Linked DNA regions of Homo sapiens: all the other regions are linked to region 3. Evidence: chromatin contacts called from ENCODE Hi-C or POLR2A ChIA-PET data. All regions are on one chromosome and are shown on one strand. Each heading gives the region's core, a stretch centred on a gene start or an enhancer-like site at or near the end of the contact. The rest is flanking DNA. Distances are from core to core; before and after follow the strand shown. Region 1 holds the start of GOLGA1 (golgin A1). Region 2 holds the start of PDCL (phosducin like). Region 3 holds the start of DENND1A (DENN domain containing 1A).

Region 1 (3,379 bases), core at 618-3,117, 1.0 Mb before region 3:
ACTTCACTAAATGAATTTCAGAGTAAACACTGTGATTCTGCAGAGCGGATTCAGTAGGCTTTCCAATGTTTTCTCCTGCTATACAGTGCCTACCACCTTGAGGGCACTTCAGTACTAGAGGATGAAAACTGAAACGTTGTTTTGATGTTTATTGAATAACGAGATTAGAGAATATTTGATTTTTGTTGTCAGTGTATTAAAGAAATTTTCACATTGATAAATGTTCTCTAGGAATGTGTCTACATTCATCAGGTGTGAACTCTTGTACATGAATTTTGTACCTTGAATCCACATATATATTAAGTGTATCATCAATATAAAAATAAACATTATTTGCTTAAAGTTTTTGGTACTTTTTCGGTATTGACAGCTGAACTGTTAGGGTTTGCTTCATTCAAATATCTCAGAGGCTTTGAACTATCTTGGGGTTGATGCTTCTTGTTAGTTTGTCAATGTTTGAATCCTGGTTTTGGTTTTTTCCCTGCCCTGCTCCTGCAGGTCAGAACTGGAACACGCGAGGGAAGGGACTGTTGAAGAATTGGGTGGAATCTGCTTATTCTTGGGCTTGTGTTGAGTCTGGGGATGGAACCAGAGTTCCTTAAGGTGGAATGGCTGGCTTGGCATTGACGAGTTCAGGGACCTGACTTAGGGTACTGATTTGGACCGTGACTTTTTGTTTGAGATAGAGTTTCGCTCTTGTTGCCCAGGCTGGAGTGCAATGGCGCGATCTTGACTCACTGCAACCTACACCTCCCGGGTTCAAGCGATTATCCTGCCTCAGCCTCCCAAGTAATTGGGATTACAGGCATGGGCCACCATGCCCGGCTAATTTTGTATTTTTAGTAGAGACGAGGTTTCGCTATGTTAGGCTGGTCTGAACTCCTGACCTCGGGTGAACCACCCGCCTCGGCTTCTCAAAGTGTGGGGATTACAGGAGTGAGCCACCGCGCCCGGCCTGGACTGTGACTTGGAACAAGATAGTTTTTCCTCTTTTGTTTATTTTCCTACTGCCTGCATGATTGCTATTTATTTAAAGAGACGGAGTCTCGCCACGGTGCCCAGGCTGGTCTGGAAGCCCTGGTCTCAAGAGATCCTCCCACCTCGGTCTTCCGAGTAGCTGGGACCACAGAAGCGCGCGCCGTGCACTTTTGATGTTTTCAACTTCCTTCCTAAGCAGAAAGGAGACGGCCCAGCAGCGGATGGTGAAGCTAATCCAATATAGTGAGCTGCCACCAGCGTTTTTAAGTGCATTACATAGTAAGAACGTGGTTCTGCTGGACGTTATGTACTCGGTTGCGATATAAAACGCATCATCTACAGTAGGTGACAGGCGCCAAAGTCTAAAAACTGGTCTCAAGGTGTAAGGTCCCAGGACTAGTTTCTGGAGCTACTGGCTTGTGAGTGAAGCTGGAGGCGCAGACTTCCCGGGTCACACGGTGGCAAGGCAGCTGCCTAGGGTGCGGCGGGACCGGGCGGCGCGGGGGGGCGCCTGGCCAAGCAGTGCAGCCCCGGCCGGGTTTGTAGCCAGCACAGCACAGCGGGGCCTGTGGCACCGACTGGGTTCTTTTACTTTTGACACGAAGCCCCTCCCACTTACCACGCTCTGCACGCGCCCCTGTTAAAATAGAAAAAGACCGAGAGGCCTCGGAGACTCAGTCATCATCTGTGGCTCTGGCCGCTCGCTGACGTGGCGAACTGGGCTGAGGGAGCGCCCGGCTGGGCACCCGAGAACTCCAGCCGTTCCGGCCCAGTCGCCGCTCAGAGGTGGTAACAGTAGCCGCCAAGGCCGCGCACGGGCGCATGCGCGCGTCGGACCAACCCCCTCCCCCCACCGCGCAGTCACTTCCGGCGCGCTGGGAGACGTGCGGTTCCGGGTCGCTGCTCGGCTCGCCGGCTGGGCGGTGGGGGTTGGTGACGCGGGCCGGGGCTCACGAGAGGCCCGGGAGGCGGGGCTTTGCTGGCTTCCCAGAGAGAGGCAGGTGCGCGGGCCAGGACTCCGGGAATGCGAGCAGGCCCCTTATTCTCCCAGTGGCCTCGGTCTGTCCCCACAGCGGCCCGGTCAGGGTTGCCCGAGCCCCAAGGCGGGGGGCGGCACCGGGGTGCTGAAAGGGTGAGAGTGGGGGCGGAGGCGGGCTGCCCCGGCCTGGGAGTCTGGAGCCTAGGGTTCCGGGATTCCTCCCTGCGCGACCTTGGACAAGTCGCTCCTCCTCTCTAGGGCTCAGTTTCCTTGCTGTCAAATGGGAGAGATGTTGGATCCTTCCTTTCTTTGACAGTCCAAAGCACGGGCGGGGCTGGAGGTAGCCTGAGGGAGTGAGATCCAAACTGCCGTGGCAGGCACCTGCCTGCCTCCCTGGGGGTTAGACATCTGTCTTTACCCAATTTTGCCTTGCTTTTTGTCAGTGCACATCCGTGACCAGACGCCCAGGGTCTGGCCGGGTAAACAGTATGTGAGTGTAGTAATCAACTGAGAAATAAATACTGGCTCCAGGAAAACTTAACCTCATTCAAATTGTTTTGCTCAGGGCTCCCAGGGAGAAGTGAATTTAGGCACCCGCTGCGGTGATCAATTCTGTTCTATGCGCTTGTAAGTGAAGCTCTTAGGCAAAAAACAATTTCATAGGAGATCAGGGTTAGGGAGGGTATCCCATTGAGAGTTGTGACAGGTTTTCTTACCCCCTTTAATCCTTCTTCTGCCCCTCCTCTTCCTTCACTTCTTCCCCCTATCCCCACCCAACATTTTGGCCATACACTTGAAAAGAAATACCCAATGCATTTTATCTTTGTCTTCATGCAGGACAGAATGCTTTGACCTCCAAGCTGTTTTAAATCTAGTAGATAAGCCAGGTGAGTAAGTGGTTTACACACATTGAAAGTAAAGTTTCTGAAGAATTGTACAGCCTTAATGGAGGATCTGAAGTGGTAAGATGGCATTTGTGTATCTCAGAGCAGAGCTTAGGTATCCTCCACAAAACATGGAAAGTTAAGGTTGGAACCAGAATATTAGTGTTTTATACACCATTAGGAGGAAAAGGTTTTTGAATCTTACTTTGAATATCATGTCAAACATTCTTAAGAAAAGAAACTGTGAGGCCGGGCGCAGTGGCTTATGCCTGTAATCCCAGCACTTTGGGAGGCCAATGCAGGTGGATCATCTGAGGTCAAGAGTTTGAGACCAGCCTGACCAACACGGAGAAACCTCGTCTCTACTAAAAATATAAAATAAGCCGGGCATAGTGGCGCATTCCTGTAATCCCAGCTACTCGGGAGGCTGAGGCAGGAGAATCGCTTGAACCCAGGAGGTGGAGGTTGCGGTGAGCCGAGATAGTGCCATTGCATTCCAGCTTAGGCAACAAGAGCGAAACTCCATCTCAAAAAAAAA
Region 2 (3,695 bases), core at 678-3,177, 1.1 Mb after region 3:
GTATTCTTGAATGGGTGTGTGTTTGTGTGTGGTATTTTTTGACTCCTCTGAGGGCCTCAGCAAACAGCCTCTCTGAAAACAGGCAGGTACAGAAATTTGCAGACAATTTCAGGTGGTCCTAGAACCACAAATTAAGATCCCCTACCCCAAATTAAGAGCCCTATTTTAAACAGTGTATCTTTCTAGAATATTTTCTATGATTCAATTTACCCAAAGCTTTCTATGAGCAACTTCACGGTTGTGTATTGGATACTTCAACAAGGGCTCAGAATTTGAAATCATTTTAGGTTTTAAAAAAGTTGCAAAAACAGACGACAAAGTATGCCTGAGGAAAAAGAAAAAAAAGTTGCAAAATATCATAGTATGGCTTTACCCTGGAAGAAGAAAACAAAGTTGCAAAAATAGGATAGTGCTTCCCTAGATTCTTCATCTAATAGAATCTCCAAAAGTTCACATCTTACATAGTATAATTATTAAAACTATTGATACAATACTACTAATATGAATTAATAGGCCTTATTCAAATTTCGTCAGTTGTCCCATTCATGTCCTTTTTATTTTTCTTTTTTGAGACGGAGTCTCAGTCTTGACCCCCAAGCTGGAGTGCAGTGGTGCGATCTCAGCTGTCTGCAACCTCCGCCTCCCGGGTTCAAGCGATTCTCCTGCCTCAGCCTCCGAGTAGCTGGGATTACAAGTGTGCACCACCATGCCCGGCTAATTTTTGTATTTTTAGTAAAGACGGGGTTTCGCCATGTTGGCCAGGCTGGTCTCGAACTCCTGACCTCAGGTGATCTGCCCGCCTCGGCCTCCCAAAGTGCTGGGATTACAGGAGTGAACCACCGCACCCGGCCCCATGTCCTTTTTCTATACCAGGAGCCAATTCCGGATTTCACATTACATTCCTGCTCTGTCACCCAGGCTGGCCTCCAAGTCCTGGGCTGAGCGATCCTCCCGCCTCAGCCTCCTGCGTAGCTGGGACTACAGGCGCGCGCCACCACTCCTGGCTGCCGCTTCTTTAAAATGGTGAAACCCCGTCTCTACTAAAAATAGAAAAAATTAGCCGGGTCTGCTGGCGGACGCCTGTAATCCCAGCTACTCTGGAGGCTGAGGCAGGAGAATCTCTTGAACCCGGGAGGCGGAGGTTGCAGTGAGCCGAGATCGCGTCACTGCACTCCAGCCTGGGCAAGAAGAGCGAAACTCCGTCAAAAAAATATATATATATATTTTAATCTATGCCCTGTACTTGAGGGATTTGTGCTCTCGGGCAAATTACCGAACGTCTCTGAGTCACTTTTCCGTCTAATAGACGTGATGCGATGAAGAACCAATAAAAAACACACTTTGAATGGCTTCGGAAACTTCGAAGGGAAGTGAATACATTTTTCTTTTCTTTCTTTCTTTTTTTTTGAGACAGTCTCGCTCTGTCGCCCAGGCTGGGGTGCAGTGGCGCGATCTCGGCCCACTTCAACTTCTGCCTCCTGGGTTTAAGCGATTCTCCTGCCTCAGCCTCCCGAGTAGCTTGGATTACAGGCGTCGGCCACCAGGCCCGGCTAATTTCTGTATTTTTAGTAGAGACGGGTTTTCAACGTGTTGGCCAGGCTGGTCTTGAACTCATGACCTTAAGTGATCCGCCCGCCTCGGCCTCCTAAAGTGCTGGCATTACAGGCGTGAGCCACCGCGCCCGGCCTGTGAATACATTTTTCTTATTGCTTGACGCTGGGTCATACAATTCACTTTTTTGTTGTGCAGATTAAAACCAAAACAAAGCAATTAGGAGAGCGTTGTTGTCGAGGTGTTTTGTTCCAAGGTAGGACCCGTAGCTTCTCCCCTGCCCCTCAGCTGGGAGTAGCGGCTTCTGATTGGACAATGCGCGTCCGCCACGACGCAGGAAGGCCGCCTCATTGGTCCGCGCTGTCGGGCTTCGGCGGCTTTTCTCTTTAGCGCTCAGGGCGCTGACCCACTGCTCTTCCTCTTAAGAAAGTGCTCCATTCCTTCCGGCGCCCGGAGCTGCTGGCCCAAAGGGATCCGGAGCGAGCTAGGGCAGGTAACTGCATTGGGGTCCACCGGGAAGCGGCAGCAGCTGCGGACTACGGGAGGGAGTGGGGTTGGCGAGCTTGGGTAAAACTGCCCCTTCTTCGCTCTGTCTCGACCCCCAAGTTCTCCGCGTCTTCCTCGTCCCCTTTCCTCCTCTGGCCCCACCTCCCCCGGGCCCTTCCAGCCTTCCCCCAAAAGCTCCACACACCCCTCTGCTTCCCGTCCGGGGGCCCCGCCTCCTCTGCTCGCGTCTCCAGGGGGCCCGCCCTCGTCTCCTCCCCGCAGCGGTCCCTCCTTTAGGAGCGCAACTCCTTCCCTCCCCTCCGCCGCTGCTGTGTCCCCCGCTTGGCCCATTCCTGGGCCTTAAGTTTGGTTTTGTTCCTTCTTGGCACCTCCACCTGTCTCTCCATGATCCCTGTCTCCTTTGCATCTGACTGCTGGAGTCCTCCGATTCTCCCGTTGACCCAGGCTGCGAGTTTAGCAAATTGTGCAGCGGCATTGTGCTGGGCTTTGGGGATAGAGGTAGTGACTAGAGGTCCCTACGTTCAAGAACTCCTTGCCCGGTGGGAGAGAGTCACTTTGTAAATGGAGTATGATAGGCCCGGTGATAAGTCTTTAAGGCAGCCGCATTCCTGCTGAATTCTCAAGCAGGCCTCTGGGGGCTAAGCTGCATCTTTTCATCAGAATGCCCTTGGCTACTTCTGATGCAGAAGCCTGGTCCTTTATATTTTTAGTTTTTATTTTTTTTTGAAACAGAGTCTCGCTCTGTCTCCCAGGCTGGAGTGCAGTGGCGTGATCTTGGCTCACTGCAACCTCCGCCTCCCGGATTCAAGAGATTCTCGTGCCTCAGCCTCCTGAGTAGCTGGGAAAACAGACACCCGCCACCACACCTGGCTAATTTTTGTTTGTTTGTTTGTTTGCTTTTACTAGTAGAGACAAGAGTTTCGCCATGTTAGCCAGGCTGGTCTCGAATACCTGGTCTCAAGTGATCCTCCCTCCTCGGCCTCCCTAAGTGCTGGGATTACCTGCGCGAGCCCGGCCATCATAGTCCTTTAAACCCTTGGGAGTTATTAAAATCTTTGTATGGGCCCTTCTTTTAAACTGTCAGAATAGGTAGCGTTTCAGAGACCATCCATCCAAGCCCTCAGGGTGTTGTCTGGGAAGTTGAAGGCTGGTGACAGAGAGTGATTGCCTAGACAAATAGTGACTCAGCATTGTACTCTTGATGCCTCTTTTTGGGGTTTTTCCTGAGGATACTTAAACAATTTTTCAATTAGGCAGCAGTCTTAGCTGGTGGGAAAACTAAAAGCACAGATAAAACCACTAGTCAGTAGATTCCTCCAAGCCAGTGCAGGTGGCTTGTACACTTAACTCAGACTAGAGTAATTTATACCTCAGGCTCTTGGAGTCAGGAATCCCTGGGGTCTGGTCCCAGCTCCGTCATTCGCTGTTAAGCTTGGTGAAGACTCTTCCTTTATCTGAGCTTCAGTTTTACCTTCTGTTAAAGAGTGTGATAAGCCCTAACACACAGGGTAACGGTAGGGATTTGTTAAGATTTTGGTTATGAAAATAATCACTTTAGTGTCCTGGAAATTGTAGGATCTCAGCACAGGCGAGCCCCCTATGCTTCAGATTCATGTCTGTCTGGCTCAAATCAGCAA
Region 3 (3,205 bases), core at 175-2,674:
GACAGTTTGGACATTTTCACTTTTTTTTTGGTTTTCATTTTAAAAAGTTTACCCTTTGACTTCAACAACCTAAAGGCAGAGGCAAAAGGGAGAAACTATCTTTATTCAGAAGGTGACTCCAACAGAAGAAGTCTTCTACGACTTATCTTCTGGCTTTCTTTCCTCCCATCCTGGCCGGGAGCTAGGACGCAGGACCAGTTACGTAGAGGCTATGGGGTGGGGGTAGGGTGGGGAGGCACTCCATGCATTTATAAGAACTAAAATGGCAGAAGTGATGAATGGCATTTCGGGACAGAAAATTGGAAAAAAAAAAAAAAAAAGGAAAAAAAGCCTAATATTAAAAATGTCTTTGGACTTGTGGCCAAAGGTGCCACCTTAAAGCATGACTATGTCACAGGTGTCTGGAATGATTCAGTCTGGACACTAATCTTGGCTTCTTCACTCGTTGCTAGTTATGTGACCTTGGGAATGTGGCTCAGTTTCCTCTTTGTAAATTAGGGAGATGAACACAGGATTATTGTGAGGATTGGCACTAATGATGTACGGAAATACTGTGTCTGATGCAGAAAGGGCACTCACCCGCTCATTAAAGGGTGGCTAATGGTAGCTGTGATTATTGCTTCCTTTATGATCCCTCTGGCCCTAGAGGGGATGAAATTGAGGTGTTCATGGAAGTGAATCCCAAGGGGGAGCAGGGGTAGGTAGCAGGCTGGTGATCTCGGCTCTCAAATCCTTTCATTTGCATTGAGTTAATCTCTATCAGGGACTGTTGTGTTAACAGGAGGCTTCGATGTTGGAGTTCCCAAAACGGCTGATAAAGGGAGGCAGAGGTCCTCAGCGGGAGGGCAGAGCTGAGCCACCACGTGGGTCCACGAAGCCCCCAGGTGGCTTTCCTGTAGGTATGTGGGGTCTCCTTCAAGCTCTAAGGGGAAAGGAAGAGGAAAGGCCTTCAGATGGGGAAGTGGACGGTGTGATGGAGAAGAGGTTCTGCACGGAACTTACTGGAAGGTGCGGGATGTTAAAGGGAAAACGTGTTTTCATGGAGGCCTGGGCGGGGGATTAGCTCTCCGTTAGAGAGGCTGGGTGGGAGGCCTCCAATGGGAGGATTGGTGGCGGTTTCATCGGGAGGGCTTGGGGTCTCCATGAGAGGATTAGGGTCTCTTCAGGGCGGCTGTGAGTGGAGGTTTCCAGCGGGGCGCAGTGGGGTGCAGATGTGTAAGGGCCTGCAACGGAACGCCAGAGTCCTCCGGGGCCCGCGCCCTGGGAGACGTGCGGGTGACCGCGCTCCCGCCCCGCCCCCACCGGCCACGGCCCCGCCCCCGCGAGCGGACTACACTTCCCAGCAGCCCCAGCGGGCAGCGGCGGCGGCAGCGCGGGCGGGAGGGGCGGTGGTGAGAGGCGGAGGGGGCGGCGCGCGCCGGGCACGCGCGCCGGCGACCATGGCGTTCGCCGGGCTGGAGCGAGTACATTAACCCCTGGAGGCGGCGGCGGCGGCGAGGGAGCGAGCCTCGAGCGGGCGGGCCCCAGCCTGAGGGAAGGGAGGAAGGGGCGGGGAGAGCGCCAGAGGGAGGCCGGTCGGCCGCGGGCGGGCGGGCAGCGCAGCGCCGAGCGGGGCCCGCGGGCCCATGAGGAGGCCTGGGGACCATGGGCTCCAGGATCAAGTGAGTGCGGCCGGGCCGGGCGGAGCCGGGCCGGGCGCGGGGCGGCGAGGCCGGGCCAGGGCTGCAGGCCGCGGGCCGCGCGGGGGACTTGTTGCCGAGACCAGAGGGGCGCCCCGCGTGACGCCGGCACGCGGGGAGGGGGACGGTTGCTATGGCGATCCAGGGAGGCGCGGGGGCGGGGTGCGCGCGGGGTGGCAGGGCGCCGGGGGTCAGGTGTCCCCTCCTCACCTGGGGGTCGGAACAGCTGAGATTACAGGGCGGCCCCCTCCCCGGGTTTACGGAGAGCCCCTGAAAATGGTCCTTCAACTGTGGGGAAGGGGAGTGGGAAAGCCCCGGAAGCACCTCCCCATGTTTGGGCATGTTTGGGGCGCCCCTGAAAGTTGGCAGGTCCGGAGAGGTTGCAGCCTGGCCGCTTGAGGCCTGCGGCCCCCACAGAAGTCGCGTGAGGTTCTTAGAGGGAGGGGCCGCTCATGGTGTGGCCACCTAAGGTGTGGATGGCCGGGGAGGAAGGCCTGTCTCTCTATTTCCCCCCTCTTATCTGTGAAAATCTCCACGCAGCAAGGTCCAAAGGCTGTGAAGGAGGATACCTCTGTGTTGTAACCGAGCACCTGCTCTTGATAATCGTTGGAAAGGCTTTGTAACTCAATCTGGCGAATTCCCTCACTCATTCATTCACCTGGAGTTCCCGGTGGAGGGTTAGCTTTCCGGGGAAATTGTTGATACATGTAACTTCAGAATCCACTGAAACATTGTTGCTGTCCTTGTAGACTTAGAAGTTGACTTTGGAAAGTGCAACTCTTAAGCGGTCCAATTTGGGTGTGTGGCTTTCGACTCTATCTCCCCTCCCAGCCAGGTCCTCTTGTGGCCTCTCCCTTCCTCTGCCCCAGAACTGGAGATGTTTTATCTCTAATTACTAACAAATGTTCACTTTTTCCTCTGTGACTAATAGAATTGTTTAAGGGCATTAAAAAGCAAAGTTGACAGCATAGGCTTTTCTGTAAAACAACTTTCCTAGGACACTTTAAACCCTCTTACAAGAAAGTTTGTGGAATGTGTTTATTTCAGCATTTTGAGAATTGTACTAGGGAAGTTTGAAAGGAGAAGGGCCTTAAGGGTGAAACTAATAATTATTCAAACATTGCATCTCATGTCCAGGTGATGCCCGTGCAGTGTGACCCTTGCCCAGCCTTGCAGTCCCCCGTGTGGTTAGGCTTCTCATTTACAAAATATGTATGAGATGCGCTGCAGCAGCCTTGAGACATCTGCTGAATGAAACTAGAAAAGTTTGCTTATGGTAATGAAAATGGAAGAGTCGCATGAACACTCTGTTAAATCTTTATTTTTGTGGAAATGAGAAAAAAGTTAGAAGCATGCTCCAAACAAGAGCTTGAGAGGCTTGGGAGGTAAAAAGATGTCGTTTGTGAAACATTGGGATTAAAGAGGCACTCAAGTTTAGCTCCTGCTTCCAAGTAAGAGTTGTAAACTTGGATTTCAATAGCACTTAGAAACACTTTCCAGAAGCCAACTTAGAGTTGCAGAGTATG

Evidence for each region. A loop is a pair of places that touch in the nucleus more often than their neighbours do. ChIA-PET counts read pairs that join two places held with the same protein, here RNA polymerase II (POLR2A). Pooled maps may share reads with other maps.
Region 1: a map of CD8-positive, alpha-beta T cell shows a loop between it and region 3 (39-fold over the local background). The contact joins the promoter of GOLGA1 here to the promoter of DENND1A in region 3. A Hi-C loop is called at or near these places in 2 of 168 maps with a recorded cell type or tissue (CD8-positive, alpha-beta T cell and naive thymus-derived CD4-positive, alpha-beta T cell) and 5 of 50 pooled maps.
Region 2: a loop to region 3 is called in a map of CD8-positive, alpha-beta T cell, with 9 times the contacts of the local background. The contact joins the promoter of PDCL here to the promoter of DENND1A in region 3. A Hi-C loop is called at or near these places in 2 of 168 maps with a recorded cell type or tissue (CD8-positive, alpha-beta T cell and naive thymus-derived CD4-positive, alpha-beta T cell), 1 of 37 single-sample maps with no recorded cell type and 9 of 50 pooled maps. POLR2A ChIA-PET finds 5 or more read pairs at or near these places in 1 of 52 experiments (H1).

The regions. Positions count from the first base shown.
Region 1 is chr9:124,939,571-124,942,949 of GRCh38, reverse strand. GOLGA1 (golgin A1) reads left to right here and starts at 1,867. Exons shown (of 23, transcript NM_002077.4): 1 at 1,867-1,979; 2 at 2,795-2,844. SCAI (suppressor of cancer cell invasion) reads left to right here. Exons shown (of 18, transcript NM_001144877.3): 18 at 1-342. RefSeq lists silencers at 1,433-1,492, 1,823-2,192 and enhancers at 1,274-1,774, 1,775-2,275.
Region 2 is chr9:122,826,820-122,830,514 of GRCh38, reverse strand. PDCL (phosducin like) reads left to right here and starts at 1,927. Exons shown (of 4, transcript NM_005388.5): 1 at 1,927-2,044. RefSeq lists an enhancer at 1,731-2,025.
Region 3 is chr9:123,928,345-123,931,549 of GRCh38, reverse strand. DENND1A (DENN domain containing 1A) reads left to right here and starts at 1,424. Exons shown (of 24, transcript NM_001352964.2): 1 at 1,424-1,661. The coding sequence starts at 1,645. RefSeq lists a silencer at 1,198-1,687 and enhancers at 2,038-2,237, 1,867-2,552, 2,488-2,567.